2 separate regions of the Homo sapiens genome follow, and region 2 is linked to region 1. A link is a loop called in an ENCODE intact Hi-C map of the cell type or tissue named here. Cell type or tissue: Calu3. All regions are shown on one strand. Each heading gives the region's core, and the rest is flanking DNA. Links, peaks and the distances in the headings are about the cores only.

Region 1 (16,796 bases), core at 3,900-11,899:
TGTCTTTAGCATTAACTATAACACGAGCTTATGCTTTTATTACGTTTGTGTGGTTCTTCCTAGACTTATATAGGCTTACTAATCAAATAAGCTAGCCTGTTTTATTTGCCAAATGTTTAATGTGACAGAAAAAATTTAAATATTTGTTTAACCAAATTGAATCATTATTTTGACAAACTTTATTTCAATAGAAACTGTATTTTGTAGTATGTGAGTTTTTTGTTTTTTGTTTTTTGATTTTTTTTCTTTTTTTGAGACAGAGTCTCGCTCTGTCACCCAGGCTGGAGTGCAGTGGTGCAATCTCGGCTCACTGCAACCTCTGCCTCCTGGATTCAAGCTATTTTCCTGCCTCAGCCTCCCGAGTAGCTGAGACTACAGGTGCCTGCCACCACGCCTGGCTAATTTTCGTATTTTTAGTAGAGACGAGGTTTAACCATGTTGGCCAGGCTGGTCTCAAACTCCTGACTTCGTTATCCTCCCGCCTCGGTAGTCTCTAAGATTTTTAGGTAATTTAAAACATTGAACTAATACTAAATTTACTTAATTAATGGATATACATTAGATAACTAGATTATCAGTAAAAGAATGCTGAAGTATTATTTCCTAAGCATAATTTTAAGTTCAGTACTTTTGTCTCTTATTTGTATATGATACAGAGAGACTATGTATATTTGGGTCTGTGAACATGTTCACTTTTGTCACTTTGTTGTACTATAAGAAATGAAAATGGCTGTAGTAAGCTATTAGTTTTCATGAACTCTGCTGGTCTGCTGAAAAATACTGGTGTGTGACAGGCAAGGTACAATTAATCATTTCCTAGTTTTAACTGTGAAAGAGAAGTTACTTTGGTTAAAAATTATAATCGATATATGTGTTGTACCAGGAAACAATAGTGGCAGTAAAGGTAAAACTTTGTATGCAAAGTATGAAGAATGTGCTTTTGTTAAGAGAAAAAAAGATCATAGTTTTGTCCTAAAGAAAAATGACCAATTGCTCTGGAATGACAAAGAGGAAAGTGTAGGACAAAACTTGAACGGATATAGAAAGTTGTAGAAGGTTTTTGGAAAGAGAATCTTATTTGCTATGGTCAAAGCTGGCTAAGGTTTAATGGGTTTATCTATTATGTTTTCAAAAATAATGTGCTTCTTAAGATTTTTTGGTTTTTCACATTTTTTGGAGTATTGGTCAATAAAAAGTTTTTGTTGGAAACAGTTTTTCTTTATCTTCTGAGTAATCTGCCTAGAAGGCAGGGATTCTGTGTATTATCAAAATTATTCCGTCTGTTGTATGTTGATTTTATCATGCCCTTGATTATTTAATAAAAGTTTTCTCAATCTTGAAAGGGCTAAGATTTTTACAATATTACCTCCAATGTTTCTTTCTAAAATCTTTTATTGTTACTTAGATTAAATAGGTGCCAACTATTATTTCCCAGTGACCCATGATTTTATCTTAATCAAGTATTCAACTCTCCTAAGAACTTCTGATGTTCTGCTTTCCTAAAATTGAATTCTAAATGACATCTTTTGCACCTAAAGCTGACTTCAAGATTTCCCAGAGGCCTTCTGGAAAACCACAAAGAATTGTTTTCTCTTACTTTCTAAAAAGAGAGATGCTAGATAAGTAGACCCATTTGATATGTTACTACTGCTGAGTTGTGTGGGAACCACTGCCAAATCAGAAGGGATACTTAACCTTCCCTGGGTTAAATTCATACAGGCAAATGGTTATACATATTTCAGGAATTAGGTGCTGTATGGAAAGTCCCTGGATATTTTTCAGTGTATTAGCTGTCAAAGATATGTTTTAGAGTCCTGGTATTGCTTTGCCTAATAGTAGATAATGAGTATAGTGCTATTGGCCATAATTACAGATATTTTTTAAAGTTTAACTTTGTTACAACTTTACCTCTTTAATTTGTATCTAGCATCTTCTAGCCTGGTGGTTTGCAAAAGGGCATTCACATCACTTACTTATGGGGTTTTATTAATATGCAGATGTTCAGGACCTACTCCAGAACTGTTACATCTCTTTAATTGAAAATCTTGATATATCCTCGGTACACTCTATATGTTTGGTATATTCATGTTATACTAAGTCTCAGAATTATCATAGATTATATCTGAAGGGTTTTTTTCTTTGTAAAGATTATGTACCAATTTTTATAAATTAGATGCTACATCAAGTCTTCTTTAAAAACAGGGTTAAATATTATATTTTAAGATATTTTATCAACTGTTTTTATTGATTTTCTTTGCCTGCCACAGAAAACACAGTTCTTTGTCAATTGCATGATTTTCATAGTTAACTCTTATCAGGTCTTTACCTCTTGAAAATTATCAGCAATAAATTAACCACAGTTATTTTAAGTTTTGTCATCTACAGAAAGTGTTTTTGTTTAATTTTGATGCTTCTCTAAAAGTGCTAGCTACAAGCCAGAATGTTTTGACTGTAATAAAGGATGGTCTCAGAGCCCCATGACTATGCCAAGTTCTCTTGGGTACCATCTTCTGATATTATAGTATTGCTTTAAAAACTTTAACATCATACCAGTGCACTGAGTCAGGACTTCCAGATTTCTAGCCGAAAAGCAGATGGGTTCATGAGACTGATAACCCATAATCAAGTGGAACAATAATTAATTACACAGGACTGAATGAACTGATGAGAAATAATTCTGGTTTTTGTTTGAAATATTGTTGTGTTATAATTCTCTTTTGGGGATATAAGAAACTCTCTTTTCTCCAGTGATATCATCTATCTGTATCTTTAGCTATACCTCATAACGATTTAATGGATTATGCTTTTGTTAAAGGAAATGAAATATGTATCTTTATCTCCCTGTCTGATCTTTTCAGAGTTAAGTATTCTTATTTTCTTGGCAGCATAGTTATATGCATGGGTTCAATAAGAACCTGTCCTCCTTTTAAAGAGCACACATGGAAACATTGGTTATGTGACCAAGTCTTTGCCTGGAATGTCATATTTGAGAATGATGCTCATTGAATTAATTATAACCAGACACTTTTTTTAATATACTTTAAGTTCTGGGATACATGTGCAGAACATGCAGGCTAGTTGCATAGGTATACACGTGCCATGGTTGTTTGCTGCACCCATCAACCCATCATCTACATTAGGTATTTCTCCTAATGCTATCCCTCCCCTAGCCCCCGACCCCCTGACAGGCCCCGGTGTATGACGGTCCCCTCCCTGTGTCCATGTGTTCTCATTGTTCAACTCCCACTTGTGAGCGAGAACATGCAGTGTTTGGTTTTCTGTTCCTGTGTTAGTTTGCTGAGAATGATGGTTTCCAGCTTCATCCATGTCCCTGCAAAGGACATGAACTCATCCTTTTTATGGCTGCATAGTATTCCATGGTGTATATGTGCCACATTCTCTTTATCCAGTCTATCATTGATGGGCATTTGGGTTGGTTCCAAGTCTTTGCTATTGTGAAGAGTGCTGCAATAAACATACATGTACATGTGTCTATATAGTAGAATGATTTATAATCCTTTGGGTATATACCCAGTAATGGGATCGCTGGGTCAAATGATGCTTCTATAACCAGACACTTTTAAAGGCCTATGTTTGATTCGATGAAGCCAATGCTTACAAAACCTTCAGAAAAATGGTCTGGTCTTACTTGCAGATAAAATAACCTTAAAGAAAGGTCACTTCCTGACCTTTGCTGCTTAAGTCGCTGCACCCATCAACCTGTCACCTACATTAGGTATTTCTCCTAATGCTATCCCTCCCCAACCCCTGCCCCAACCCCACGACAGGCCCATCATTCTCAGCAAACTAACACATGAACAGAAAACCAAACACTGCATGTTCTCACTTATAAGTAGGAGTTGAACAATGAGAACACATGGACACAGGGAGGGAAACTTGTGATATTTTGGAAACCTCGAGAAGAAAATAATTTAATGAAATGTATGGGTGCTGAAGGTGAAATATTATGATCAATTCTTGGCTTAGATCCATAGCCTGAGAAGGTTTTTAAAGTCCAAAGATTCGTGATAAAACTTCCAGCAAAGCAAATTTAAGAATGTACACAGTATCTAGTCCAATGTCTGGCACGTTGGCCTTGCCCAGTAGTTATTTCTTGAATAAGTGAGTACATAAAAAGTCTGTTAGCACTCTCATTTTTGGTTCAGTCAATAAAATATTTAATGAATTGGTATAAGTTGTTCTCCTAGGTTCTTGAGACACAAGGGTAAATAAGAAAGGCATCACAAAAGTTACAGTCTGTTCAATCTTTAGATAAGCATCCAGAAATCAGCCTTTTCCTCCTGTCTCCTAAAGTTGTCTTTATAGACACATTTTTCTAGAAAAATATTTGATAAAAACTTTCCTCAGGGAGAACAACCCATCCTGGTATGCAAAGTTATCTCTAAATCTACATAGATAACAGAGAAGTTTTATAGGAGTTGACAAAAATGTAAAAAATAATTTTAATAAGTGCAAATATTCAAAGGATCAAAGTTAACCAAAAATGTATGAAATTTTAATTTTGTCCTTACTCCGACCTATAAATATACTTTAAATAATATTTCTTCATAAAGTGTAATTTAAACCAATGATATAATGAGTATAGAAAATGCTTGTTTAATTTAACAAACCTGCCCAAAATGGACTTATGTGTATTACCATAATTTGCAGCATATTTCTTTTATCCTAACATAAATTTTAGGAAATTAAAATTTATGACTTTTCATAAGCAAAAGAACTTTCTTGTTCCAAATAGATCATTTAAATTAAGATGTTTGTTTTTTTATCTTCATTTTTTAGGTTATTATTTTTATATTTTTCAGCATCCTGGAAACTTGTATGATAGTCAGAGTATAATTAGGTGAAAGTGTTATGGTAAAATAACCAGTTAAAATGAAACCAGAGAATGCTATACTAAATAATATAGCTTTGATAACATTTAATATAATTTTTTGTTAGCTTATCAATCAAAGGTTTTAGACAACCACATTATCAACATATTAGTTGTTTCTTTGAATTTGCCAGGAAACTTGAATTTTCCTTGACCACATGCTGAAATAATTTCTGTTCATGGAAATTAGTTGGCTTTAGATGTTGTTTGGTTGTAAAATTATGGTTTACCATTATTTTTGTTTGTTTATAGTTAATTAGCATTTTCATTAGCTGCTTAGCATTCTTCCCACTACAGAAGTGTTTCTGTAAATTCTTCAAAACAAGCAACTAAGAAAGAGAAGAATGATATTTCAACAAATACATATACCCTTTAAAACTGTATAAAACGGGCCGGGCGCGGTGGCTCACGCCTGTAATCCCAGCACTTTGGGAGGCCGAGGCGGGCGGATCACGAGGTCAGGAGATCGAGACCATCCCGGCTAAAACGGTGAAACCCCGTCTCTACTAAAAATACAAAAAATTAGCCGGGCGTAGTGGCGGGCGCCTGTAGTCCCAGCTACTTGGGAGGCTGAGGCAGGAGAATGGCGTGAACCCGGGAGGCGGAGCTTGCAGTGAGCCGAGATCCCGCCACTGCACTCCAGCCTGGGCGACAGAGCGAGACTCCGTCTCAAAAAAAAAAAAAAAACTGTATAAAACGAAAGTAGGAACAGAAATTATCCAAGTTAAAAAACAGATGATTCATCTGGACACTGAGATATATGATTACATTTATTGAAAACACTTCAAAAAAAAGTACAACTTATTGAACAAAGTTATTGCAAGGTCACTTATTACTGGAGATAAGATCAGCGTTAAAACCTACAATAAAATCTAAATTTAAAGACTTCCTAAACTGGGGTTTCTACAATTTTCCTTAATGATTTTTTTAAATGTAAAACTCTTATTTTCTAACTTACATTTCTCTTGTTGCAATTATTTTGGAGTCAGATTTAGAATATATTAAAATATTTAGTCGTAGCAACTTTTTTTCAGAGGTCTTATGTTTACATCTAAACTGGATCTGAAGAGGGTTTTGTGTGTTTTTTGCCAGATTTGTGAGCCTGCATGCTTTCTGTCAAGCAGCAAGGGGTTGTTAAAGTCTCTTATTTAATAAATGACCCACGAATAAATGAAAATGATGGGAAAAATGTATGCCTACCATACCATTCTACATTCTACACTTCTTGTTATGCATCCTTGACCTGGACCTGCTATTTAAAGACAGCACTACCTTGCTGATATTGACCAGTTGGAATCCATTATGACTCCAAAGCAAGTCTAGGATTTCAAATACAGCAAATTTCACAGTCTGAGGCCTTCATTCACAGGAAGGTAGTCTCTTATTTCTGCCAGGATAAGATAAGAAACCACAACGGAACAAAGATAAGAAGTGCTATTCCCTGGGATGGAGGGAAATATCAGTTGCTAGCAAGCCAGGGTTTTCATCATGTAAGAATTTTCAGCAGATTCTCTGGCCTTAGCACTGAGACCACTTCAGACCAATCTCCCTGCACCTTATCAAATGCTAAGCACAAGCACTGAATTCACAAATACCACACAAATGTGTGGTTGGAGTAGGAACACTCTAAAAGTCAGTTCCAAAAATGCACACAGCCCACAGCCCCCCTTCAAATAATGCATCTTGTGAAATGGGGTTGCTGTAAATAGAGCTCAAGCTTGAACACTGTAAACACTTGCCAAGAAAAGAAGCAATTCATAGGAATGGTTTAATCAACCCTAAATTATCATCAAATTCAGCTACCTCAAATTTTGGATGCTGCCATCTCAACAGTAAAAATCGAAGGTCTGATTTGTTCTTGCTTAACGCAAATGTGGTGGGATGAGGGAGGTGGAGCTGCCAAAAACAACAGCTTGTGAAAATCTGATCTGAAGTTTATATGTTTCATAGACCTCCACCCAAACAAGATAAATATATAACTGTAAATCTTGCAAATTTTATATATGGAACTGTGGAATGTATTTGTTGAATATTATTTAAACTTTAATCATTTAAAATAGTAAATTGAGCATAGTATATGATTCTACTTTTCACAGAATCTATTTCTTTCTAAATGTGACCCTTATGGGGTGCTCTCCTCTGCCCTTTCCATTACGCTCATAACACGAACTATGTACACTACAGTTTTTATCACAATTGTATCTGTGATTGTGAGCTGCAGGCAATAATAAGAGTTTTAAAATCTAAGCAAAAATCACCAAGAGTTAATCTAACTTTTAATAATTTGATTGGGAAACTCATTCCTACCCTACAGTAGGGGTAGAAATGCCTTTCATGGTAGAAAACCTATAGGCTAAACTGAGATTCTATAGTTAAAAATTATAGAATCAAAAAGGAGAATTAAATATACTCCTCTACAAGCTTAAGTGACTTACTATCCATATGGCAGAGGTGTAATCAGGGAGCCTTAGTTGAGCACCAAAATGTGACTATAAAAATGCTTTGTATATCTATCACATGCATCCGTGTGAAGAGACCAACAAACAGGCTTTGTGTGAGCAATACAGCTTTCTAATCACCTGGGTGCAGGCTGGCTGAGTCCGAAAAGAGAGTCTGGGAAAGGAGACAGGGGTGGGGCCGTTTTATAGGATTTGGGTAGGTAGTGGAAAATTACAGTCAAAGGGGGTTGTTGTTCTCTGGTGGGCAGGGGTGGGGGGGTCATAAGGTGCTCAGTGGGGGAGCTTCTGAGCCAGGAGAAGGAATTTCACAAGGTAATGTCATTAGTTAAGGCAGGAACCGGCCATTTTCACTTCTTTTGTGATTCTTCACTTGCTTCAGGCCATCTGGATGTATACATGCAGGTCACTGGGGATATGATGGCTTAGCTTGGGCTCAGAGGCCTGACAATATCTATGTCTTTATCAATATGGAGAGAGGGAGAGAGAGGTGGGGGGAGCCTCTTATATTATCAGTTAACCTAATAAATGGATACCCCAAGGTTATTTATATTATATTGTATTATAGGAGGGTAGGAAGTGTGAGAGTCAGAGATAAGATTAAAGATTAAACCTGTAGACATGCACTAAAAATTCAGTGTCTCTTGTGTCTCTTGTTTCTGGCAAAAAGGAAGGTTATAAATAAATTCTCTTCAAAGAAATAAACTATAAAATGATCATAAGTTGAATGAATGAATTTCAGTCAGACTATCGTACCTCAAACAAAATAGCTTCCTAGATTGAAAGACTTGATATAACTTTTGAATACATTAAGGCATCTAAAAAAGACTGTATTAGAAGGCATGGTGGGTGCGTCTTCCTTGAAAATATGAGAGGTAAAGTGGCAGAAGCAAATATGGGTGCCCATCCTAGCCATGCCCACATAGGGAGGTGTCTGGGCAAGCAGACTGGATTCTGGTGATAATGAAGAAAATGCAGCATTAGTGGTTGAAAATCAGTGGCCTAAAGGTGGGATGTTTCCTCTTTTATTCTGAATTTACCGTGTCGATTTTCACAGTATCAACAACTAAAAATAAAACAAAAAACAAATTGTAAAAAACCTTTGAAGGAGAATCTGATAAGACATAAATAATTTGAAGTTTCATCCAATTTCACATTGACAGATTCTTTTATAAAATTGGATTATCTGGAAATATGGAGTCTATGTCTTACAAGAATTGACTAGAACTGAGCATTGGGCTGCTCCCTGTGTTGGTTTACACACAGTCTCTACTACTCCTTGTTTTACCCTTCACACTAAAGCAATTTTGATAGCAGTGACTATCATTGCCCTTCCACTATTTTCATATTAACTTTTTTAAAAACAGTATTTCTTATATTATGTTCCTGTCAAAAGTAGGAAAATGAAAGCAGCTACAAGGAGGGAAAGCACTGGTCATGCCCTGATTAACCTCTACTCCAAGTGACAGTTATGTTTTTAACAGTCAAGTAATAAATTCACTTTGTTTTATATGTAAGTTGACATCTGAGTAAAGCCCATTTTGGGCCACTCACTGTAAGGAATGACCAAACCTGCATATTTGTAGAGTGATGAATTCACTCAATTAATGTCACCTTGTGGAGACTGTCCTGGAAGTGGTTTTGATTCAGAACTATAATAGATTCTTTTCCAAGTGTGTGTTATGTGGCAAAACTCTGAAGACACAGCAGCCAATAATCATTGTTGATCACACAGAACAGCTCGTTATCTAACTTGTAATCTGAGTCTCAAATTGAATAAATGTATGAAAGGACTTGTAAAAATCATTGAGCCCAAAAAGTTTAGAAAATTTGTTGCTTTACAGTGAATATTTGGGGCAATAAATAAAACAATGAATCTGCTTCATCACAATAATGTTGTAAAGGCCAATTTTAAATAATTTATTGTTTGTAAGAGATAATGTGTTAGCTCTTACCAATGCCGGTACTATACAAAAAAATTAACTTAGAGTAGCTAAGAGATTTGCAAAAGGAAGTATGCTATCTTCTACCTTTCTTACTATGTTTCTATCCTGCTAGTTTTTGTTTCATTTTAAGTGACAGTGCATCTGAAAATGACTCCTCATGCCGACCAACTAATCCTTTTCTCTAGTCTCCTCCCTTCCCCAGTTAGAGATCGCACGCGGTGGCTCACACTTGTAATCCTAGCACTTTGGGAAGCCAACGGAGGCAGATCACTTGAGGCCAGGAGTTTGAAACCATCCTGGCCAACATGGTGAAACCCCATCTCTACTAAAAATACAAAATATTAGCCAAGCGTGGTGGCACGTGCCTGTAATTCCCAGCTACTCGGGAGGCTGAGGCAGGAGAATCACTTGAACCCAGGAGGTGGAGGCTGCAGTGAGCCAAGATCATGCCATTGCACTACAGCCTGGGTGACAGAGCAAAATTCTCTGTCTTGCTGTGTGTGTGTCACACACACACACACAAATCACATGAATTACACAATAAATTATTTAAGGAAATTGTATTAATTATGTATTTATGACATGCAAACCCCTGGTTTTTTTATTCTTTATTTAATGTTTATTGTTAGACAAAGATCATGTGTAGAATAGGAGTATAAGAAAATATAGATTAAAAATTAAAAGGAGAGAAATGAATGTGATTTATATTCCCATCACCTAGGTAGATATAAGTACTATTAATATTTTAGTATAGATTCCTCTAGATACATTTTTTAATTCTCTGTATTTATTTTCAGTAAAATTATCTTTGAATTGTCAATTTCTTCTAAATTTTAGAAAACATAAGTAACATCCATGCTTGCTAGTTAATTAGATTGCCCATTTCACAAATACTTTGTGACTCTTTCAGCATCTGTGTCTCTAAAAGGTAAGGAAGAAAACAAGGTGGCATTTTCTCAATATCAACCAGATATTGACAGAAGGCAGGAGAGTGAAACCAGGAAAAACTTAGAGGAAGCATTTGAAAAGGAATAATAATGTCTTATCCTCTAGGTCTAAACAGTTTGTTGATTTGAAATCTCAAATTATCAGAATAAACACACCAAAACACATACCTCTTGGTAAATTCTCCCATAATTAAACAACTACATATTGGGTTAGCAAGTCTATTGGAAACCCAACTAAATAGCATTATCAACATACTATTGATATTTTTCCTCATTATATTCTGTTTAGGAATCCATAAGATAAATGACTTTTCTAGGTTTAATTACCTCATCTTTAATAAATATACTAATATTGTCTCTCTAATTTGAAAACACTAAAGTTGACACCAGAATTTTATGGTGCCATGGTTCCACATAAACAGCAATTATTCCTCCTAAACAGTATGCAAATAATTGAATAGTTCTTTGACATCGGTAAATGCATTTGCTAACTATGTTTTTCAAGTCACATGATTTCGAAAATAAGTAAGAAAATTAACCTATATTTTAAAATTCCTATAACCCCTTGTTCAATAAAATCCTTACTCATTTTTCACTAAACACTAAATGGAGTAGATGAGTAATGTTTGTTACATAAAAAAATGGTACTTTTACTTAAGTTGGCAGAATTTTGGAAAAACCCTTCTTTGATTCTGCCAAATTCGTCTGGAAGAAAGTCAACACACGATTGTAGAGCTCACAAAGTCTAAATAAGTGTTAGCACAAAACAGTCTTTCTTTGTTTTTCAATAATTTGTTTTGAGAACATTTTCTCCCACCCCTATGCCTCCCTGTGTCTCTCCTTCCTCTTTCGATTCCTCTCCTGCCATGGAAAAAGGAAACAGCCAATAAAAGGCTCTGTCTGAAGCCAAATCTATTTTTTTCTTTTCTTTTTTCTTTTCTCTTTTCTTTTCCTTTTTTCTTTCCTTTTCTCATCTTTTCTTTTTCTTTTCTTTCTTATCTTTTCTTTTTTTTCAAAACATGAAATTCAGTTTCCCAATATTTAGTTATGTATGAAACTCTACAAGAGGTATTTAATAAAGCAAGGCTAATATTAGATGAAAAAAACGTTCATGACAAAACAGCTCTTATTATCTAGGTGAAATCAGCCTAGATAATAAGAGAGAGATAATCAGAGAGAGAGAGAAAAAATGTAATTGCCATTGAAAGTAAAAACTTTCAAAGGCAAAAGTTTTCACTTTCAATGCCAAAAACCGCAATTACTTTTGCACCAATCTAAAATACAAGGCCTCTAAACTTCCTAATACAGACTACTGAAAGCCTCCCCAGGATCCATTTTCTCTTTCCAATTAGCCCAACTGTTGGATTCATGTTATTCCTCAAATAAGTCTACCCTCTGACTAGAAAATTGGACACATGGGCCTAGTGAAAGCCAATTAGTGCAAGCCATCACAGAGAGTAGGTTGCTTGGTCAAAGTTAAGCATTTGAATTAGGTCAGGATCATCAGAATGGCTTTCAGAAAATTTGCTTAGAATTCCAAAAGAAAGGCTCTTTCCAGATGATGTAATGTTCTAGACACAGTATTATAATAAATATGATTGAAATGTGATATTAAAGGGTTGGGATCCACTTATGGTTGATTGGTATGTTTTTACGGTGGAACTTAAGAGGGGTCAGGGTGAATTTCAGTAATATGTGCTCTGTGGGACTTCGTTACTCATTAACTCGGTTTCCCTGAAGAATCAGTGTCAAGCGAGGTGGTCCAATTGCTATTAGTCCAATTACTTTATCTGTTTTAGGAAGATTATTTTAGTAACACTAAAACTTAAAACATTTTTCTACTTGTGTTATACTGACAGCAGTGGAACTGTCCTGCACCATACATACAAAATATATTTAGTAGCTGAGCCTTAAATTTGTCAGATTGACCTTCGCTTCCCTTTTTAGGGAAAAACATGACAAATTCAAATGTACAGAAAGTCCCATACAAAAAATTGCAGGAGTTTCATTCAACACTGTAAGTAAGGTCATGACCAACAGAATTCCAAATTCTGTCTTGCTTTTCCCTGATGACATTGTTTCCCTATGTCATGCTCAAATGAAGGCCATACATTCACCCATGCTTCTGCATTTTAAGGCTTAACAGAACACAAGCTCAAGCTATTCCCCTGAGACATTTTTCCAATGTCCATAAAGACTTGACACTCTGCATACATTTTTTTGTACTGTTATCATTTGTTTACACCTCTCCCCAACCAGATCATCAATTCATGAAGGGCAAGAGCTGCATTTTATTTCTTGCTACCCACAGATTTTGGAACATAATAGATATTGCATCAGTGATGATTAAATTAAAGAGCACTTTGGATGCTTTTTCTTCTTTAAGCTTTTTTGCCAGTTTCCAATCTATGTGAAACAAACCATACTTTTTCACCATTCTCATTTCTTGGTCTTGAGCAAGACAAAAAAAAAAAAATTACTTAATTTCATTGGCTTGCTCCATGAAAAATGCTTATTATTTAAGTACCACATTAACCTCAATGACACTCACAAGTTCTTTTTTTTTTTTTTTTTTGTATTTTTAGTAGAGACTGGGTTTCACCGTGTTGGCCAGGATCCACCCGCCTCGGCCTCCCAAAGTGCTGGGATTACAGGCGGGAGCCACCACGCCCAGCCACAAGTTCACATATTTATGAGATATTTCATGCTCCACAAGAAATTGGAATTCTTATTTTTCTTTCCCTTTCATTTTTTCCTTCTAGATTTCAACTTAGCATGTAGATCAATTTTGATAATCTTTATTTTTCTCTCTTCTCCTATTGTAGCCTGTGGCCTTAGGATAATTACACACAAAAGATGTTGAAATAATGGTGATGTTTATGAAATGCTCTTAAATTAATAATGGATATTTCATATACCACACAAAAATAACCCAATCCTATTGCATAGGTCCTTTGAGGTTAGGAAAAAAGGGTCATTATCAAAGAATATGCAGCTATTTACTTATAAGCTAAGCCACTTATAATTAGAATTTTAACACACAAATAGGGGGAGATATTGAGTATTGCTTTTCAAGTTATTTATACAAACTTATATAGCTTCTCTTTAAAGATTGGTTTAGAGCAAGAGAAAGATCAATGGCATTTAGCTCATCTTCTTATCTTAGCATCATATTTCATTCTTTTGCTGTTTTATTTAATTAATGGTGTTGGAAGGTACTAAATTTCTGTACGCCACTCAAATACTCTACTTCAGTCATTTGGCTTTTCTGCTTACATTCTTATTATGAAATTAACATACATGCTTTTTTCTTCCAAATTAAATACATTTTTAACTTAAAGAGAAAACTTGGAGGAATGCCAACAAAAAACTTTTCTAAATTATTTGTATACAGTATACCTAAGTCATTGTATTATAATATAAAATTATGGTAATGGTTAACTTGCACAACATTGATAATCTATACTGCCCGCAATGCAGAGTTTTCAAACTAATGTCCTTTTGTTCAATAAAATTAAGGTGTTTTTCTTTTCAGTTATATTTTCTAAGTGTATTTTCTACCACTGAAAAATTCAGTTTGAGAAACCAGGTGACAAGGTTTTCTACATGAAAAGAAGCATCCCTGGTTGGAAACATCTTGCTTCCTTGTTGCTATAGCAATGTGGTTGTCCATCATTGCAGGAAGCCAGTTGCCAACTATAAAGAAAGTCTTTCTGCCACATAAGAGCAATTAATGAACCTTAACATACTCTATCTGAAAATAATTATCTGTTGCAGAGTTTGCCAATATGTGTTCTCTGAAACACTGTCTAATAGTAATTCTACTGAAAAATGCTTTTTCATCTTTTTTAGAGGTTAAGAATATACACATAATTAGTAAGGCTAAAAGAATTTCTGTGGTAAACACATCTGAATATATCAACTAAATATGTATTTACCAAATATGTTTTTCCATAAAATCTAACTTTTACAAACACCTATTAGCATAGTACTACTGATCAGTCTCCTCTTTTTTCCTCTGGTACTATATTGGCTTTTAGTCATCACAGAATTTTTACATGCATAATATTTATCAAAACAACAAACCCAGGTTGTCTCAAATGCTATGGTGAATTCAGAATTTTAAAATGGCATAACCTTTCTTATAATCAAATTCAAAATTAGAAAAGCATGATTAACACATTAAATTAATGTCAAACATAGAATTCTATATATTTAAATTATAGATATATTTCTAAAGGTAAGACAGCCTAATGTGTAAAACAAATTTCTAAACTTTACTCATATTGCTTAGAAACACACACAATGATGTTGTTTTCTATTGTATAATAATATAAAAAGCTTGACAGGTCATCATGTTTTCAATTCCAATCTGAATCCAGAGACAGAATAACGTAGTGTGCTAAGAAACACCATAACAATACAAAGTCCTCCAGGAGATTTCTACACCTCCAGAGTAATAATTACAAATTACTACAATTAAAATGAATGAACTCAAGAGGAGTGCATGTTCAGACCCTAAGGCACAGGCGACTTTCAGATAAAAAGCCACGAAGCAGACATCTCATTTCATCTGCACCATTGCAAAGCGCTGAACGCTCCCATTCTCACAGCAAGAAAAAAGTGGACTAGCTTAAAATCAGTGACCTTTCTTAAGTCATCAGAGAACTGAGGTCACAGCAAAAATGATTATTATGAAATCTAGAGAAACGGGAATATGGAGAACACGAATTTTCAGTTTAACTGAAGCAGAAGCTGATGGAACAAGAAACTGGTAGGAACACTTGAATAGTAATTTTGATCTATTATTGGATGCTGTGGGTAGATAAGTTTAAGAGTTAAAAACTCTTGGGGGAGTCACTCTTAGGAGCAAACCTACAATTTCATGTGTTTTATTTCCAACCCCCACCAAATTCTCACAGAGAATATCGAGTAAAAAGTTCCCTCTGTTCGCAGGCAAAGAGAAGGAAAAATTAGCCATTTCGAAATAGGCCCAGATGTTCCAAAATATGTTCACCTGCATTCTAAGGAAAACTGCATTACCAGAGCCTTATGTAACCTAAAGGAAAGGCAGCTAATCAAATCCAGAGACCTTCCTGCCTCTTGTCAAGGTAAGACAAGAAAAAAGTCTAATACAAATATCTGAAGTCATAACCCAGGGACTCAGGCCAACTAAGAAAGCTGAGATTTAATTATAAGATTATAGAACACTTTTATTACCCAATAATTTAGCACCATATCACCAGGACACCAGGAAAATAACTGAATTACAACTGTGAGAGCTATAAGGCACAGACTCTATTTAAGAAAGAGTTCTTAGGGAAGCCCAAAGACAAAAGAGGAAGAAAAATTCAGAAGAAACTGAAACTTCTGGCAACTACAGCTACAACAAACATTAAACAAAGCCCAACTCTCAGCTAGATGTAATATAACTATTACATTCAGTCTGCTACAGCAAATATCATAGATGAGGTGGCCTAAACAACAGACATTTATTTCTCAGTTCTGCAGGCTAGGAAGTCTGCAGACACCAAGGTGCCAACAGATTCAATGTCTGATGAGGGCCCTCTTTTTCATTTGCAGATGGGCCATCTTCTTATGTCCTCATGTGGTCCTTTTTTGATAAGTGCACAATGAAAGATTAAGAGCTCTCATGTTTCTTCCTTTTTTTATAAGATCATTAATCCCATCATGATGACTCCACCCTTATGATCCCATCTAAACTGAATTACCTCCCAAAGGCTCACCTCTAAATGCCATCACACTGGGGAAAAGGGCTTCAACATATAAATTTGAAGAGGGAAGCAGCCATTCATTTCAGGACACTAACATAAAATCTCACATGAATTCTTATTATCTCAGTTCCTATTACCCAACATATTACATTTGGCTTAAAACAAAAAATTACAAGCCTTGTTAAAAAGAAATTTAAAAAATAGAGCATGAAAGATGAAGCAAGGATCAGAACCAGATTCATATATGAAACATATTTTGAAATTATCAGATAGAAAAATTAAAATAACTGTAAGTAATGTGAAAGATTAAAATTGAAAAATAAGGCAACATGCAAGAACAGATCAAAGTAGGCAAAAAGATGGAAACTCTAGGAATAGATCAATAGAGAATGCTAAGAATTAAAAAAAAAAAAACATGATACAAATGAACAATGCCTCTAATAGGCTCATCAGTAGACTGAACACAGCCAAGAAAAGAATAAGTGACATTAAAGATATGTCACTAGAAACTTTGACAACAGAAATGCCATGTGAAAGAAAGAATGTTATAAAAACTGAACAGATATCCAAGAACTGTAGGATAATTGTAAAAAGCATAACAATAGTATAATTAGAATTCCAGAAGGAGAAGAAAGAAAGATGCTGAATAAATATGTGAATAATAATGGCTAAGAATTTTCCAAAATTGATGACAGAAACCAAACCACATATCCAGGGAGCTCAGGGAATAACAAACAAAATGCATATCAAAAAAACTATACCTAGGCCTATGGTGTTCAAATTGTATAAAACTGAAGACAAATAAGAAATCTTGCAGGAAG
Region 2 (16,796 bases), core at 3,584-11,583, 230 kb before region 1:
ATTCCTTTCTTTAGGGTGTGGATTATCACTAGAAACAACCACCAAACCCCACAATTCTTATATCATTTATCTTTTTCATAGAGTTCCATGGCAGTAGTCCCTGTGATTCTAAAAGGCACTTTTTCTCCAGGTTATCATCAGTGTTATTTTTGTTATTTTTTTAAGTCTGTGCTATGAACACCCGGAGTTTTATCTGATATCACTAGCTAGATTTTCACTGTCTTCAAATCTAGCAAGCTCCTATAACCAATCCAGATTCACTCTGAGTGGCTAAAGCAGAAAAATATGTTTCTTAAAAATATTTTTGTTAACTCACAGAATGCCCTCAAGAGGTAGAGCATTAGGCTGAGAGGATACTCAGCCAGAAAAGGTTCTGTATCATTTCCGAGTACTAGATGTAGCTTGTGATTTAAGCTCCACTAATACTAGAGAGCCGCTAACACCAATGACACTACTCTCCCTGGAAACTACACACAACTTCTGGTGCTACCATGATCCATATTTTAAACAGATCCAGAAATAATTTCTGGATTATAGTCTGGGTTAGATGAATTTGGTTGGTGGTACCTGAAACAAATTCTCATGCTTTTACTACAAAAGAGATTGAGGAAGCAAATATCTGGGATTTTAACAGTGAGAGTCAAACTCTACCTTGTAAGTTTATCATCACAATACATGAGAAAAGGGAAGGATGCCGGGCAGCCAAAAAAAAAAATTTTTCCTCTAGAGTGTTCAGCATTAAAGGTGGCCTTAACACAGTCGACATGGTCTAGAGATAACACAAGAGGTCTGATGGGCTTCTCAGGTTGTTGATCCTGTACAACCTGGGATATAACTCAAAAGATTAGGAAAACCAAATGTTTTGCCTTCGTATATTTAATTAATCTTCTTTCTGTAGTCTCTTGTTGTTAGTTTTGGGAATCTTAGGCCAGGCTATAGGTTATATACTTTTCCAGGAGTTGAGTATGGGCCCAAGATGTACAAAGAATTATTTTCTCTAATAAGTAACCTAGGCTTAGGTGAATAAAACATCACAGAGATAGATTTTATAAAGAGAGTGGCTGCATTATTTTATAAATACAGTATAGAATCAGAGTTAAAAGCCTTTGAAGCTTTTAAAATCATAAAATCATTCAATCCAACTCCTAATGAAATAAGAATTCTCTCTTCACCAACCTCAAGTCATGGTCACTTGCTTCTGCTTGACGACATCCAAAAATGGAGAACTCACAATCTCTAGATGGAGTTCATACCATTGAGACAATTCTACTTGTAAGAAAGTTTCTCCTAATGCTGAACTCAAATCTACTATGTCTTAAGCTAGATTCCCAGAAATAGACTCTGAGATGGAGATTTGTGTACAGGTTTACTGAAAGGTAACCCCTACATCAACAAGTCTGGGGGAGTGAAGGAAGTAGGACTGGGCAGTGGCAGGAGTTTAGCTGTGGTTGCAAGAGGCCTCTATTATGGACATTTGGAGCTAAAATAGGCCTTTTAAGTTGCCCTGCCTTGAGCAAAAGAACATGGGAGGGTTCTACTTACCTTACCAACTGACCATTAGACTTGAGCTATCCCCAGGGAGGGGACTTACTCTTGGGTGAAGAGACTGTATTCAGCTTAGGAAGATTACAAAGGAGCAGAAGGTCCTTGCAGAAGATCATTCCCAGCAGCTGAAGTGTTGCCTCAATTCTGAGAAAAAAAAAAAAAAAGTAGCTAAGCTCAACATTAGCTACTGCTATAAATTTATCTCATTATTTCTTGTCTGCCCTCAAGAGTCAATGAAGTTCAATCACTCTTTCACATAGGGCAAAAATATTAGGGCACACATTTTTACCTTTCACAAGTCTCTTAAGTTTTGCTCAGTTATAGTAGTTGCAATGTTCGACTCATATATTGACATGATTCTTCTTAAAGTAGAAAACATAGAATCAAATGAATTACTTAGCTGTGTTTTCATCCCACAGTGTAATCTAATCAAGGAGAAAACTATTACAACATTCTCTTGACTTCTTTTCAAGAAAGATTTCCTTGACTTGGAATCTAACCTGGGGTGTAGCAGTGAGATCACCAAATCCTAACCACGAGACCACCAGGAAGCTGCTACTGACAACCTAACTCACCCTAAAATCATATTAAATTTTAGGTAACTTCACCCCACCATTGACTTACAGCAAAGTGATAGTCAATGAATACCTGTAATTTTCTCTCATATATTGCTATTTTGCTTTATTCTCTCATTTTGTTCTTGTAGAGATAGTTTTATGTTTTATTGTACCCAATGACAGAAGCTCACGTTTCTAAGAGATTACATATTGCATCTTTCTAAACTATCAATAAAAATTTTCTAAATATTTTCTTATTCTGTATCCACAGCACCTAGCCTGAAACATAATGGGTGCTTAATTAATGTTTTTTGAATGAATGGAAGGAATTTAGTTTCTAAATGACTTGTAAGTTGTTTGGTTAAATCCAAAATCAGATAAAAACTCTCAGAGTGCCTACTCATCTGAAATGTAACCCTTATATTGTTACTTCATTGCTTTAAAACAGAGACTTGATGAAATACAATGAAGACAAAAGAGTTCGATAGTCTCATAATTCTGGTCTTATTTGTTTCAATTCCCTTGAAGTTTCTTGTGTGTAAAAAAGCAGCTTTGTTAACAGATGCCCTTGTGATTTTGAGAAGTGATGAGAAAATTCCAAACCAACTCTTCACTTTTAATTTAATTATATTGATGGAAACTTACACTGAGAGTAGCACTAGCTATCAATCAACTTTACCTACTTCTGTGCTCTGGAAAAACTCATTTCAGCATTCCCCCCACTCTTTTATCACTGTCTTCCTTTTTGTGATTAAGCTAAGATCAACCATCTTTCCAAAGATAAGTCAGAATTCCATCCAGATTCGTTTATGGTGGTCAAAGCAATTGAATGTATTTTCCCCAAGATGTAGTTCACTATTAACTGAGTTTTTGTTTCTATTGTTTTCCTCACAAGTAGAACATGTTTGTGATCAATTTCCTCTTACTAGGAATGATTATTTCTTAGTCAAGGGGTATCACATAGAAAATTTCAAGTAAAGAGGATAAGAAACAGATAGCACCAGGCTAATTTAATGGACCAGACAATTCTTCACACTCCAATTCACCTGAATGTCTGTTTTAACTACAGGACAAAGTTTAATTATTGAGGAACACTTCATATATAATTCCAATCCTATATAATTCAGAGTTATTACAGTGTGGTGCTAGGAGATGGCAGAAAAGTGGCAGTTGTATTTCAGGTGCTGGCCTGGTGTTTTACAAATTACAAGTAGTGAAAGTAATTTTTAAAAAAGTAATTACTTGAAGTTTCCTGAAAACTAAAGCTATGTATTTTTTAGTGCAAAAAAGGACAAGAACATGAAATATTTTCAGGGACCTCTTCCTATATGAAAGAATGTTAAATTTGATAAAAAAGAGAACTCATTTTCTTCAGTATGACAAGTAATGTTCTAACTGATTTCTTTGTAATAACCCTCCTAAAACCACATGTTAGAAACTGCCTATCCTCATTTTATAAATTAGAGAACTGAGACATGGTAAAGTTATGTAAATCACCCAAGTTTACAGAGCTAGCAAGGGTATTGTCTAGATTTGAGCCCAAGCAGTCTGATGCCAAGTTTATTATCTAAACAAAATACTCCTGAAATACTTCTCTGAAAAAGAAATTATCTGCACATAATGTGTAAATGCAAACTCCCCCTTGGAAAATTACTTTTATCATTAAAGTAATTTGTTTTTATTTTTATAAATTTCATGATTTACTTTTACTTCCCTATACAACATTGCAATCCTTGAAAATTAACTCAGTCAATGTTTAACTTGGTGTTATCTGTCAGGGTTCCACTATGGAATAATAAAATTGAATGAAATGACATGTTACTGGGGAGATTCTGGTGGACAAGTATGATCAAAATTTCTGGGTATAATCAAAGTTTCTAGGTAAAATCAGGAGTCTGAGGTTTGTCACTAATTTTGTAACTTTGATATATCACTTAATACCTCCAGATTTTAGAATTTTAGGTCTTAAAGCTATTAAACTAGATTGAAAAGCTTAAATCTGGTACACCATAGAATACTATACAGCCATTAAAAAGTGTGAGAGATCATTTTCTTTGTAGCAACAAGGATGAAGCTTGTAGGCCATAGGCCACTATCTTAAGCAAACTAATACAGGAATAGAAAACCAAATACTGCTTGTTCTCACTTACAATGGGAGCTAAACATTGAATACACATGGACCAAAGTAGGGAAAAAAAGACACCAGGGCCTATTTGAGGGTAGAGGGTGGGAGTAAAGTGAGGATTAAAAAATTACCTATCAGGTACAATGCTTATTACCTGAGTGATGAAATAATTTGTACATCAAATCCCCATGACATACAATTTGCATATATAACAAACCTGCACATGTACCCATGTATTAGTCCGTTTTCATGCTGCTAATAAAAACACAGCCAAGACTGGGCAATTTACAAGAGAAAGAAGTTTAATTGGACTTACAGTTCCACATGGCTGGGGAGGCTTCACAATCATGGCAAAGGGCAAGAAGGAGCAAGTCACAGATCAAGTGGATGGCAGGCAAAGAGAGAGCTTGTGCAGGGAAACTCCTGTTTTTTAAACCAACAGATCTAATGAGATTCATTTGCTATCACAAGAACAGCACAGAAAAGACCCGCCCCATAATTCAATCACCTCTCACTGGGTTCCTCCTACAGCATGTGGGAATTGTGGGAGTTACAACTCAAGATGAGATTTGGGTGGGGACACAGCAAAACCATATCAACCCCTGAACCTAAAATAAAAGTCAAAAACAAGTTTCACTTCTGATTATTTGAAACTTACCACTGTTCCTTGATCACAATCTTCATCACTAAGATTATCTGTACCATTTACTGAGCATATCCTGCATGATTTGCAAACATCATCCTACTTAATCCTCATAGACCTATGAGGTAGATATTATTCTCAGTTGAGGAGACTGAAGCTCAGGCAGGTTAAGATAACCCTCCCAAAATCTCACTCCATGGAATTAGTGGAGCCTGATTTATCCGACTCTGAAATCCACATATTCATCACAACAAGATGGCTCATGATATAATTAAAACAAATAAAGTGATAGATAAATTCCCTTAACAGCTGTACTGGTGTTTCTATTAGTCAGGGTCCATTAAGAAGAAAAAAAAAATCATAGCAATCATATAAACAGAGATAATTTGATTTTTTTATATTTTATTTTACAAGGAATTTCTATATTCCTGCTTATGTTTAATAGGCAGAATTTAGTATGAAAAAACTTTAAACTTTGTATAAAGTTGTTATTTAGGTATCTAAGAGAAATGTAAAGTATCACGAAGGTAGCAACTATAGGAAGTAGAAACCACTCCTACGGTAGAGGGAATAAAGGAAAGAGATTGGAATTATTAAAATGTGTATTTATATGGGGCCCCTTACAGCTTACAGAGAAACCATTGTTTGGCTGGTGCTGGTTTATATGGAATGGAGAAAAATGAGGCTGTTTTTGAAGATGTTGGAAAAACTGCAAATTGGATTCAGCTACTGCAATGAAGAAGCGCTGCCGATGCGTGAACAGAGACCACAGACAGACAGGAATTCCGCATGAGACAGACAGGAATTCCACAAGAAACCGACAGGAGAAAGCAAGTCTCATCTCCTTCCACCAGCCTTGCTGTCTCTGCTTGGCTGCTCTTCTAGAGGGTCTTACACAGAGCCATGGAATAATGCAGAAATGTAAAGTGAAGAGCCCCAGCTCCAATCTCAAAAAGTAGAGAATGGAAGGTGAGTTTAGAACTCAAATATAATAACATATAACTCATACCACAATAAAACTAATTATGGATCTCACCTACAGTTCCTGATCTGTAGCACTTTAGGATCAGCCTTTTATACACCTGCATGTCTATGGGAGACACTTAGCACTCAATTTTAAGTGATCTGGGATTTTTAAGTCAATTTTTCCTTTTTTCTTTCTTTCTACTTCTCATCACTCTAGTAGATTAACGACAACCCCTTCCTACCCTAATTTTTTTTACCAACTGGAATCCCAAATTATGGTTTAAAGGAAAGAGTGGATAGTAAGAAAATGGTATCAACAAGAAAAACACGGAGAAGGGAAATATGAAAAACATACCTAGTGTATTCAGACTATGATTCCACAAGACAACTTGCATATTTGAGATAAAACATTGGGTGACTTTCATTTTAACATTCTCAATGAAAGGTAGAAAGAAAAATGTTCCACATGTATGCCAGCTCTATTCTCAACACCAATACATGAAGCAGACAACAAAATAAATTATTTGTATTGTCACAATTGTAGTGGTTTCATAAATATTTTATCATCAAGTCCATTTTCTCATACAACATCCCTATTGCTAGAATTATTTTTGCCTTTAACAATAGTACTTGGCAGGTATACAACGTAGGAAGAATAATCAGCGTGAAATCTTATGTTTCTTTTATAAGAGCCTTGCCAATGCCAAAGCATACAGAACAAACTTGTCTCATCTTTTTTAACTGATGCTAGAATATAGTTTTGAAAACAAATATAGTCAACAAATATGTATTAAGTCCCTACCCTGCACCAAGGTCTAGACACTGAGAATACACAGAAGAATAAAGCAAATGGCATTTAGTTTATAGAATTTGTAAATAAGTGTAAGTCAAGATAAAAATGTGAACAAGGGACCAGAGATATGAAGAGATTAAAAGAATTATGGAAAAATATTATGTACAATTCTATGCCAATAAATTTTATGATCAAGATGGTGTGGTAATATTTAGGAAAACATAAATTACAAATGATTCAAGAGGAATAAAAAGAAGACCTAAACTATCATGAACCATAAAGAATCAAAATTTGATAAAAGTGAAACTCAATATAAGTGGCAGGCCTAAATAGTTTAACAAACATATTTTAAGTAATTTTTAAGGTCATGTAACCTGACTTAATTTAGAGATACAATTTTATTTTATTGGTAAAAAGACATAAGTATTTAAAGGCACTCAAAATTTAAACATAAGTGCAATGTATATTTATTTTATATTTCAACTGTTGAAAGAGAAACCATAGTTCTGCTCTTTTGTCCTCCAATATGGAGGGAATATTCATTAGTGTCACATGCCTGCCATCTATTGGCCACCTCACTTACCCATGGAAGGAAGAGTATATTGTTTGAGGAGTGAATTTTGGCTAAGAAAATGGGCATAAGTGACCCCCACATCTTCCCTTTCTCTCTGTTTGGCATCTGTTTATCTATGCTGTTTATCTATGCTGTTTATCATATAATATATGGCATGTTATCTGCAATAAACTCAACAGCAAATTGGCTATGCTTCCAGACACCTATGGTTTTCCAGCAATGTCAGTAACTGGCTAGGTATGTCTAATTATGGGATCTAGTTTTAGAAAACTCATTATTTTATAACATCTAACCCATGGTTTTTCATCTGACCTTTGCTTGCAATATAGGTGATTTTGTGTGTGTGTGTGTGTTTTTTTTTTTTTTTTTTTTTCTTGACAGAGTCTCATTCTGTTGCCCAGGCTAGAGTGCAGTGGTGCAATCATGGCTCATTGCAGCCTTGAACTCCTGGGCTCAAGTGATATCCTCCCACCTCAGTCTCCTGAGTAGTAGAGTAGCTGGGACTACATGTGTGCACTACCATGGCCATATAATTTTTTCATTTTCTTTTTCTTTTTTTCTAATTAGAGATGATTTCTCACTAAGTTGCCCAGGCTGGTCTCCAACTCCTGGGCTCAAGCAATCCTCCTGTCTTGGCCTCCCAAAGTGCTGGGATTGCAGGTGTGAGCTACCATGCATAGCAAGGATGATATTATTTATTACCATCTGCTTAAATGTGTTGTTCCCATCAGGAATGATATTTGTTAAATTTCCTTAAAACCCAACACTTACTAATATATTTTGCTTTAAAACTAAAAATTTTATTTTAACATTCTTCTGGAAAAATAATCATACAAGCATGTCAACTAAGCTCGAGGCAAATATAATAGAAAGTAGAATGTGAGTGCTGCTTTTCCCTATCAGGTAGATTTATAAATAAAAGAACATGTCACTACCAAATGATATGATCTGTCACTTCATGCAGTATATCAGGTAGCTATAGGTAGTATGAAACTTGGAAAAATATGAGGCAGAGGATGAACATGATAAAGTTTTATGTGCAACTTCATTATCATTCCCTCAGCTACGCTATAAACAATGTCTATTCTGAATCCACTTTTAATAGTCACCAAGAGAAGAGAGAAGAACAACAGAACAGAGAGAAGTAGATTCTTCAACTCAGCTGTCAAGTGAACTCAGGATATCAAAGGACTGTGCAATGTGTTGTCAGAGGTCATGTTCTTTGACCACTATATTTTCCCATACTATATGTTACTGGTGGCTGGTATCAGAGTTTCCCCAGGTTATCAGCAGTGTATCTTAATGCGTCTGCAGCAACTTCAATTTTTGCCTCCTGAGAAGAAAGAATTCTACTGAGGAGCACAAGGCAGAACAAGACCGAAGTGAGTTTCAGAGCAAGAGTGGAAGTTTTTTTTTTAAAGGCTGTAGAATAGGAAAGAAAGGAAAGTTCACTTGGAAGAGATCCAAAAAGGCGTCTGAAGGTCAAAGAGAGCATTTAACCTTGGTCTCCTAGGACTTTTTGGCTCACTTCTTTTCCATGATTCTTCCCTTAGGGTGGGCTTCCCGCATGCGCAGTCTCCTCTTTGCCCCTGGGAACTGAGCATGCGGTAGTGTGTTTAGGAAGTTGCTCGTATGCCCATCTGAGGCTTTCTTCCCTTTTCTGGTGAAGTGTCCCTGGAAGATCATACTTCTCTATTTTGTATGTTAACATGCATGCCCCGGAGGTTTCTTCTCCCTGGCATCTCTATTCCCTTAACACTTTAATGTTAATAGCTGTGGATCATCAGGAGATTGTCTCTCTCTGGTGCCCTAGCACTCCCTACTGAGTTGTCATTTTTAGCGAGGCAGTGTGATAATTGTTGAACCATCACCTGACATTCCTAGTGGGTGGGGGAAGAGCCCTCTCCCGCCTCACTCATCCCTATCTAACTACCTGTAACACTATACACATTTGTCTTCTGTGATAATGGAGCTGCATTTCTAAGCCCTGAATATTTGGATTTCACTTTCCTTTAACTACTGTTTATGCATGCACATACCACTTCCTTGCATCCCAACACCATAGGGGCTAGCTGCAGGTCACATGGAATAGGATGTTCACTTCTAATGAGGAAAGAGGCCATTCCTCCTACTGTCCCCTGTCTCCAAAGAAAAGGAGGAAGTAAAAACTGAAAAACAACAGACTGATCCGCGCCACTGGCCAGGCCTGTAAGTTAAAGATTAACCACCACCCTAACCACTTGTGCTGTCTATAGATCACAGACAATGGTATGGAGAAATACTTGCCTTGCTCACCACCCCCACCTAGTCACGTACCCCATGCTTGCACAATCTATCACACGACCCTTTCACGTGGACCCCTTAGAGTTGTAAGCCTTTAAAAGGGCCAGGAACTCTTTCTTCAGGGAGCTCAGTTCTTTTTTTTTTTTTGAGTCGGAGATCTTGCTCTGTCGCCCAGGCTGGAGTGCAGTGGCCCGATCTCTGCTCACTGCAAGCTCCACCTCACGGGTTCACGCCATTCTCCTGCCTCAGCCTCCCCAGCAGCTGGGACTACAGGTGCACGCCGCCACACCCGGCTACTTTTTTTTTGTATTTTTAGTAGAGACGGGGTTTCACCGTGTTAGCCAGGATGGTCTTGATCTCCTGACCTTGTGATCCGCCCACCTCGGCCTCCCAAAGTACTGGTATTACAGGCGTGAGCCACTGTGACCGGCCAGAAGCTCGGTTCTTGAGACCCAAGTCTGCAGATGCTCCTGGCTGGATAAAGCATCTTCCTTCTTTAACCTGGTGTCTGAGGGGTTTTGTCTGTGGCTCCTCCTGCTACACTTACAGAGTTCTTACCTTCAACAGTTATGATGCTCTTCTAGTCCTAAAATCCACTTCAAGAAATAGATTCTGAGCACAAACCTATGACATTGACAAAGTTCAAGCAAGTTTCTTCAGGACAGGATGTGTTTTAAAATTGAGTATGCTTTACAATGAATCATAGGTGGTGACTAACTTAAAATGCACACTTGAGTTATCACAACAGAATAGAAAAATTGGCCCTGGATTATTCAGTTTTTAAGAACAGGTTATATTATATATATTATATAATAAATTTATTGTATATGTTATATTTATATAGAGAGCTATATAATATATAACTAGATATAGTATTATAACCTCATTCTTGAAATCAGGGCCAAAGAGAACATGGCTACAAGACTAAATGTTGATATTCTACAATTTGATTGAATTTTGAGTTGTCTAACTTCTTTTAATTTAATAATATATTTCATTTAGATAATTTCTAAAACATTATCGTTTCAACACATAATCAGTACAAAATATTATTAAGATATTTTACATTTTGGGGGTACGAAGTCTTCCAAATTTGGCATGGATTTTTCACTTTACAGCCATGTCAATTCAGACACTAAATTTGTATCAGAAATACTTGATTTCTATTTAGATTTTATAAAATTTACATTAAGAAAGTAGATTCAGCCAGGCACGGTGGCTCACACCTTTAATACCAGCACTTTTGGAGGCTGAGGAGGGCAGATCACGAGGTCAGGAGATGGATACCATCCTGGCCAACATGGTGAAACCCTGTCTCTACTAAAAATACAAAAATTAGCTGGGCGTGGTGGGGCGCAACTGTAGTCCTAGCTACTAGAGAGGTTGAGGAAGGAGAATCGCTTGAACCCAGGAGATGGAGGTTGCAGTGAGCCGAGATCGCACCACTGCACTCCAGCCTGGTGACAGAGTGAGACTCTGTCAAAAAAGAAAGAAAGAAGGAAGGAAGGAAGGGAGGGAGGGAGGGAGGAAGGAAAAGAAAGAAAGAAAGATTTTTCTGAAAAGGTTTTCAAAAATTGAATTGAATGTTTAACTATAACTACAATTTAATTCAAATTAAATGAAATTAAAAATTTATTTCTTCAGCTGCACTGGCCACATGTCAAATCCTCAACAGACAGCACAACACCAGACTCAACTCCTGACTCTCTTTGCCAAGTCTTATCAGCCTTTTCCTCAGAATATGTTTCAAAGCTATTCCTTTAACCCACTTCTCTCACTCCTAAATTCTTAATAACTTTTTACTCCTATAAGACAATGTTAACTATACTTCCACTAAAAATATAATTATAATGCAGTTAACATGTATTGGCCACTTAGTATGTACCAGAAACAGTTCTCAACAGTTTCATGTGATAACTTGTCATATTATAGTAATTAAATGAATTCTATTAATACTTCCCATTGTAAAGATGAAGAAATGGAGGTGTGAGGAGATTAAATAACTTCTCCAAGGTCATACAGTTACTGAGTGAAGAAGCTGGAATTGAAACCAGCCCAGTTAGTTTTATCCAGACCCCACACTCTGTACCTTTCTGCTGCCTCTCTCACATATATACATAAAAATAATAGTTTGAGTAATGAAATTATAGATGATTTTATTATCTTCTTTTTATTTCCCTATATTTTGTCCATTAATGAAATATGTCACTTTTGTAATTTTTAAAGTTGTTTTAATAAGTCAAATAAATATCGGCTTAGTTTGTTTTTAGTATACTCTTACCTTGAGACAGGAGAATAAACAAAATGACTTTTTCAGTGTCTCCTCATCCCAGGAATGTATTTTTTTTAGCCCCCTCTAATATCAAACAAAAACAACACACATTACTACCCTATAAGTACTTCAAGATAAGTGGATAATTTTAATTTTTTTCTCTGGTTTAAACATCCAACCTCAGTGGTTCCAAACCAAAAGAATCACTTTAAATCATATACTTCTGTAAAAAATATTTCCTGAAATCTCTAATCTCTACATCCAGCATATTTTTCATATCCACACATTTCCACTTATCCCACTGCCACCATCCTCGTACATTCCCATTGTTAACCTTCTACTTGACCTCAGTCTAATCTACTGAACCAGCATCCCATCCTCACCTCATCTTTCTGCTCTCAACTTTCGGCCTACCTCAACCATGTTTACTTCATATTCTTGTTAATCCCCTCTGATTAGGCTGCTATCTGTGCCTCTGTGCCAGAAATCCTTCAGGGATTCTCTACATGGTGGTTTCTCACTTTCCAACCTGATCATTTTTGTACACCACACCTACTGCAAATTCCAACCCTTATCATTTTTGTGCCTCATACTAGTCTACACTTCAGCCAACTGGTCTCCTCGCAGTTCCTAGGATCATTTGCCTTTTCTAACTGTGGACCTTCCTCAAGCTCCTCCCTCTATCAGAAAATACCCTTCCTCCACCTCTGACCATTGAAATGCTACTGATTATTTCAGAAGCAGGTCAAGTGCCAAGTGTTCAATAAGTTTTTTTTCTCCTCTTTTCCTGTCAAACTTTACATTGCCACTTCTGCACAGTTCACCACGTTAACCTCATGTCATCATTTATATGTCATTATTTGTGTACTTAACTTTTCTGCCTACCAACATTTCTTAAGCACCTCTGACATGTCAAGGGTATGTACTAGGCACTTTATATGTGTTACCTAATTTAATTTAATCCTTACAACAGCCATATGAGACAGGTAACACCATCCCCATTTTACAGATCAGAAACCTGAGACTGTCAGAAGTTAATTAACTTGCTTGAAGTAGCATCCTTACTAAATAGCAGAGTCATCACTCATTCAAAATATTTTATTCAAATCCATGTCTGCCAGGTTTGTAGGCCCCAGGGGCTTTTCAGTATCGGTTGGGAAGTCCCTTTGGGAGCAATTAGCACTGGAGCCTCAGGACAAGGTGTATGGTATTAAAAACTTGTTTTCTGCTCCTCTCTCATTTGATTTAGATGCACTGTGCCATAGGAAATGCTCCTTTGGCCGTCAGTCAACACTTATCCTGGGATAGCACAGGGCTTGGATAAATATCATACAGGACATTTAGTTCCACTGGTGACCCTGATTATGGTAAAACTGAGAGAGGAACACCAAGCCCCAGCACACATCTAGCAGTTTAGAACTCCCAATTCTCCAACAACTCAGTTTAGGCCTCAAGCTACAACTTTCTGTTTCTTGATTAGTTCCAGAGGGATCCATTGGCTTTCATAAACAAGGCTGCAACAGCATTGTTGCCATTAGGGTCAGCATAGCCTGATAAGAGTCACTGCCATTAACTCCTACCATAGACTCACACATAAAAAATATAATATGGAGATTAAGAACAGAGAAGGGCAAGTTTACCTTGAATTGCTTTTTCACCATTTGGAGTTGAAAGTCCCCAAACTTGTTGGATCAGGTTATACTGGCAAACAAAGATTACTATCATAATGAGCTATCAGGGGAAATTCAGCCAGATATCGGGCAAAATTCACCCCTGATATTTCACGTAGTTTCTTTTCTATTTTCCCTCAGTGTCGGCCGGTTTGAGAAATAAAGGGACAGAGTACAAAAGAGAGAAATTTTAAAGCTGGGAGTCAAGGGGAGACATCACATGTCTGTAGGTTCCGTGATGCCCCAAAAGCTGCAAAACCAGCAAGTTTTTATTAGTGATTTTCAAAGGGGAGGGAGTGTACAAATAGGGTGTGGGCCACAGAGATCACGTGCTTCACAAGGTAACAGAATATCACAAGGCAAATGGAGGCAGGGTGAGATCACAGGACCAGAGGACTGAGGCGAAATTAAAATTGCTAATGAAGTTTCGGGCACCACTGTCATTGATAACATCTTATCAGGAGACAGGGTTTGAGAGCAGACAACCAGTCTGACCAAAAATGTATTAGGCGGGAATTTCCTCATCCTAACAAGCCTGGGAGCGCTATGGGAGACTGGCGCTTATTTCTTCCCTACAGTCTCGACCATAGAAGGCAGCCACACCCAAGGGGGCCATTTTGGAGACCCACCCTCAGGGGCACATTCTTTTTCTCAGGGATATTCCTTGCTGAGAAAAAGAATTCAGTGATATTTCTCCTATTTGCTTTTGAAAGAAGAGAAATATGGCTCTGTTCCACCCGGCTCACCGGCGGTCAGAGTTTAAGGTTATCTCTCTTATTCCCTGAACATTGCTGTTGCCATGTTCTTTTTTCAAGGTGCCCAGATTTCATATTGTTCAAACCAACATGCTCTACAATTTTTGTAGTTAACACAATTATCACAGGGTCCTGAGAAGACATACATCCTCCTCAGCTGACAGGATTAAGAGATTAAAGTTGAGACAGGCATAGGAAATCACAAGGGTATTGATTGGGGAAGTGATAAGTGTCCATGAAATCTACACAATTTATGTTTAGAGATTGCAGTAAAGACAGGCATAAGAAATTATAAAAGTATTAATTTGGGGAACTAATAAATTTCCATGAAATCTTTACAATCCACATTCTTCTGCCATGGCTTCAGCTGGTCCCTCTGTTTGGGGTCCCTGACTTCCCACAACAATGAGCTGATTCTCTTCCTTTTTTGTTTTGGAGTCAACAGTGTCCACTGTTTGCTCAAGGAGAGTGAAACAGGACTTGCTGGTGCCTGTGGCCAATGGGCATGTCTTCTACATCATTTTCAACCTGGCATAGGGTGTGCATCTAATGTTAAAGAAGTTGAACTGAGGCCAAGCATGGTGACTCACACCTGTAATCCCAGCACTTCAGGAGGCTGAGTCAGGCAGATCACCTGAGGTCAGGAGTTTGAGACCAGCCTGGCAAACATGGCAAAACACCATTTCTCCCAAAAAAAACAAAAACCAAAAAAAAAATTAGCAGGGCTTGGTGGTGCACTCCTGTAATCCCAGCTACTTGGGAGGCTGAGGCAGGAGAATTGCTTGAACCTGGGAGACAGAGGCTGCAGTGAGCCAAGATCATACCACTGCACTACAGCCCTGGGTGACAGGGTTTTATTGTAATATCCATTCTACAGATCCAAAAACTGTGTAGTAAGTAACAGGACTGACGCTGTTATGTTGCACTTTCCTCATACGTGGATACCCTGGGCAAAGCTATAATCCGCACCATGGGTGAGATGGAGGGGGATGGTGTGAGATTTCATCATGCTACTCAGAATGGCATGCTCTTTAAAATTATGAATTATTTATTTTTGGAATTTTCTATGTAATGCTTTTGTACCATAATTGATCATGGGTAATTGAAACTGCAAAGAGTAAAACAATGAGAAAGTGTTTTACATCACTACTCCTGAGCTTTAGGGCCATTGTTAAGAATAAGAGCTATTGGACACAAGTACTGTGATACCACACTAGTTGATCTGTTAACCAAGACACTTACTAGGTGACTAAAAGATAGCCTGTTATTATATCTTCCTCTATCTCATAATCTCTAGATAGGATACAATAAACAATGGATATAGATTATTAGGACAACTCAAATGTGAAAATTAACAGATAGCCTTGAAGCACCAAACATTTGAAGAAAACCAAGATGTTGAAAGAAATGTACCAAATTGAAACAGAAAAATCAGCACCAAATAAAAGATTTTATAGAACAAACAGAATTTTAAAAAATTAAAAATATTAATAACTCCAAATATTCAAGAGAATATCACATCTGGAGAAAAGAATACAGATCATAGAATTTTAAAATGTGATTTAAAATTAATTGAAATTTCAGTAAAGTATCATTTCATTTATTTAATGAATATTTTTTGAGTTTTACTTCTAAGTTCCAAGTCTTGTTTCTGGTAATATATTACAACAAGGAACAAAACAAAACAGATCTGTGTTTTAATATGACTGTATTTCAAGTAGGTAGAGACACAATGAATGAAAGATGTGTCTGTTATTCTTTTCTCTTTGAAACCTACTTAAAAATTTAAAAAAAGATAGAAAAGAAAAATAAATAGAAAAGGAACTACATTTTTAGTGAAAGTAGGAAATAGAAACAAGCAAAGTAAAATCTATGAAAACATGGTCGCCCAATGCAGGAAAATCGGGCCTGGTTCATGGACAAGTTCAAGAGCAGACACATGACTTGCAAAGTTTTAGAACACACATATTTGTCAAAAGTAGATGGTACCTTTCACAAAGCCAAAACTCTCATCCCAGTGAGCTATGACTGTGGGTTTCTTATCAGCATGTCCCTGAACATCCTGGAAACCGTGGACTGGAGGAGAAAATATGTTAAAAGAGAAAATATGAAGATATACTATCTTTGCAAAAAGCAAAGCCATCAGAATGGCAGAATAAAGAGGAAAAAGTAAATTGGAATCAGCTCTACAGTGTATTTTCTTAGTCAATGAACACCATCTGGTTAAATCTAGTGGTCTTTTCTTGATCTTCATTTTGCTGGGCATTTCAGCTGCATTTGACAAAAGACTAATAATATCCTCTTAAAAGCCTTTCTTCCTTTTACTCTGGTACATCAGACATACTTTATTTCATCCCTGCTTCACTGGCAATTCTTTCCCAGCATCTTTTTTTTTTTTTTTTGTCTTCTTACTCTCCCTAGTCCTTAAATGTTGGGTTGCCAAGGGCCTAATCTAAATTTTTTTTCTTTTCGTCTATCAGCTCTTCCTCCCTAAGTAATGTCATCTAGTCCTACAATTAGTACCATTTATATTCTGCAAATTCCAAAATTTATCTGCAGCCTTAATGTCTCCCCCTGAGAATTTGATTAATAGCCTGCTCCCTGCCTAACAAT

The links. Hi-C counts contacts between places; a loop is a spot of excess contacts. Peaks named below come from ENCODE experiments on the same cell type or tissue, not always from the same donor. Only the 100,000 strongest peaks of a DNase experiment are listed, where the experiment ranks them.
Region 2: a loop joins it to region 1, with 3 times the contacts of the local background. A loop is called at or near these places in 2 of 110 quality-filtered maps.

Annotation. Positions count from the first base shown.
Region 1 is chr10:64,497,821-64,514,616 of GRCh38, reverse strand. The region is part of intron 4 of LOC124902439 (a long non-coding RNA gene); the gene reads right to left. Among named protein-coding and RNA genes, the nearest start is that of LINC02671, 420 kb to the left of the region's middle. RefSeq lists an enhancer at 7,409-7,933. In Calu3, for the core only: no CTCF peak of the experiment used is centred there; a DNase peak (open chromatin) is centred at 7,486.
Region 2 is chr10:64,724,594-64,741,389 of GRCh38, reverse strand. No RefSeq gene overlaps it. Among named protein-coding and RNA genes, the nearest start is that of LINC02671, 190 kb to the left of the region's middle. In Calu3, for the core only: a CTCF peak has its summit at 7,252; DNase peaks (open chromatin) are centred at 7,189 and 9,449.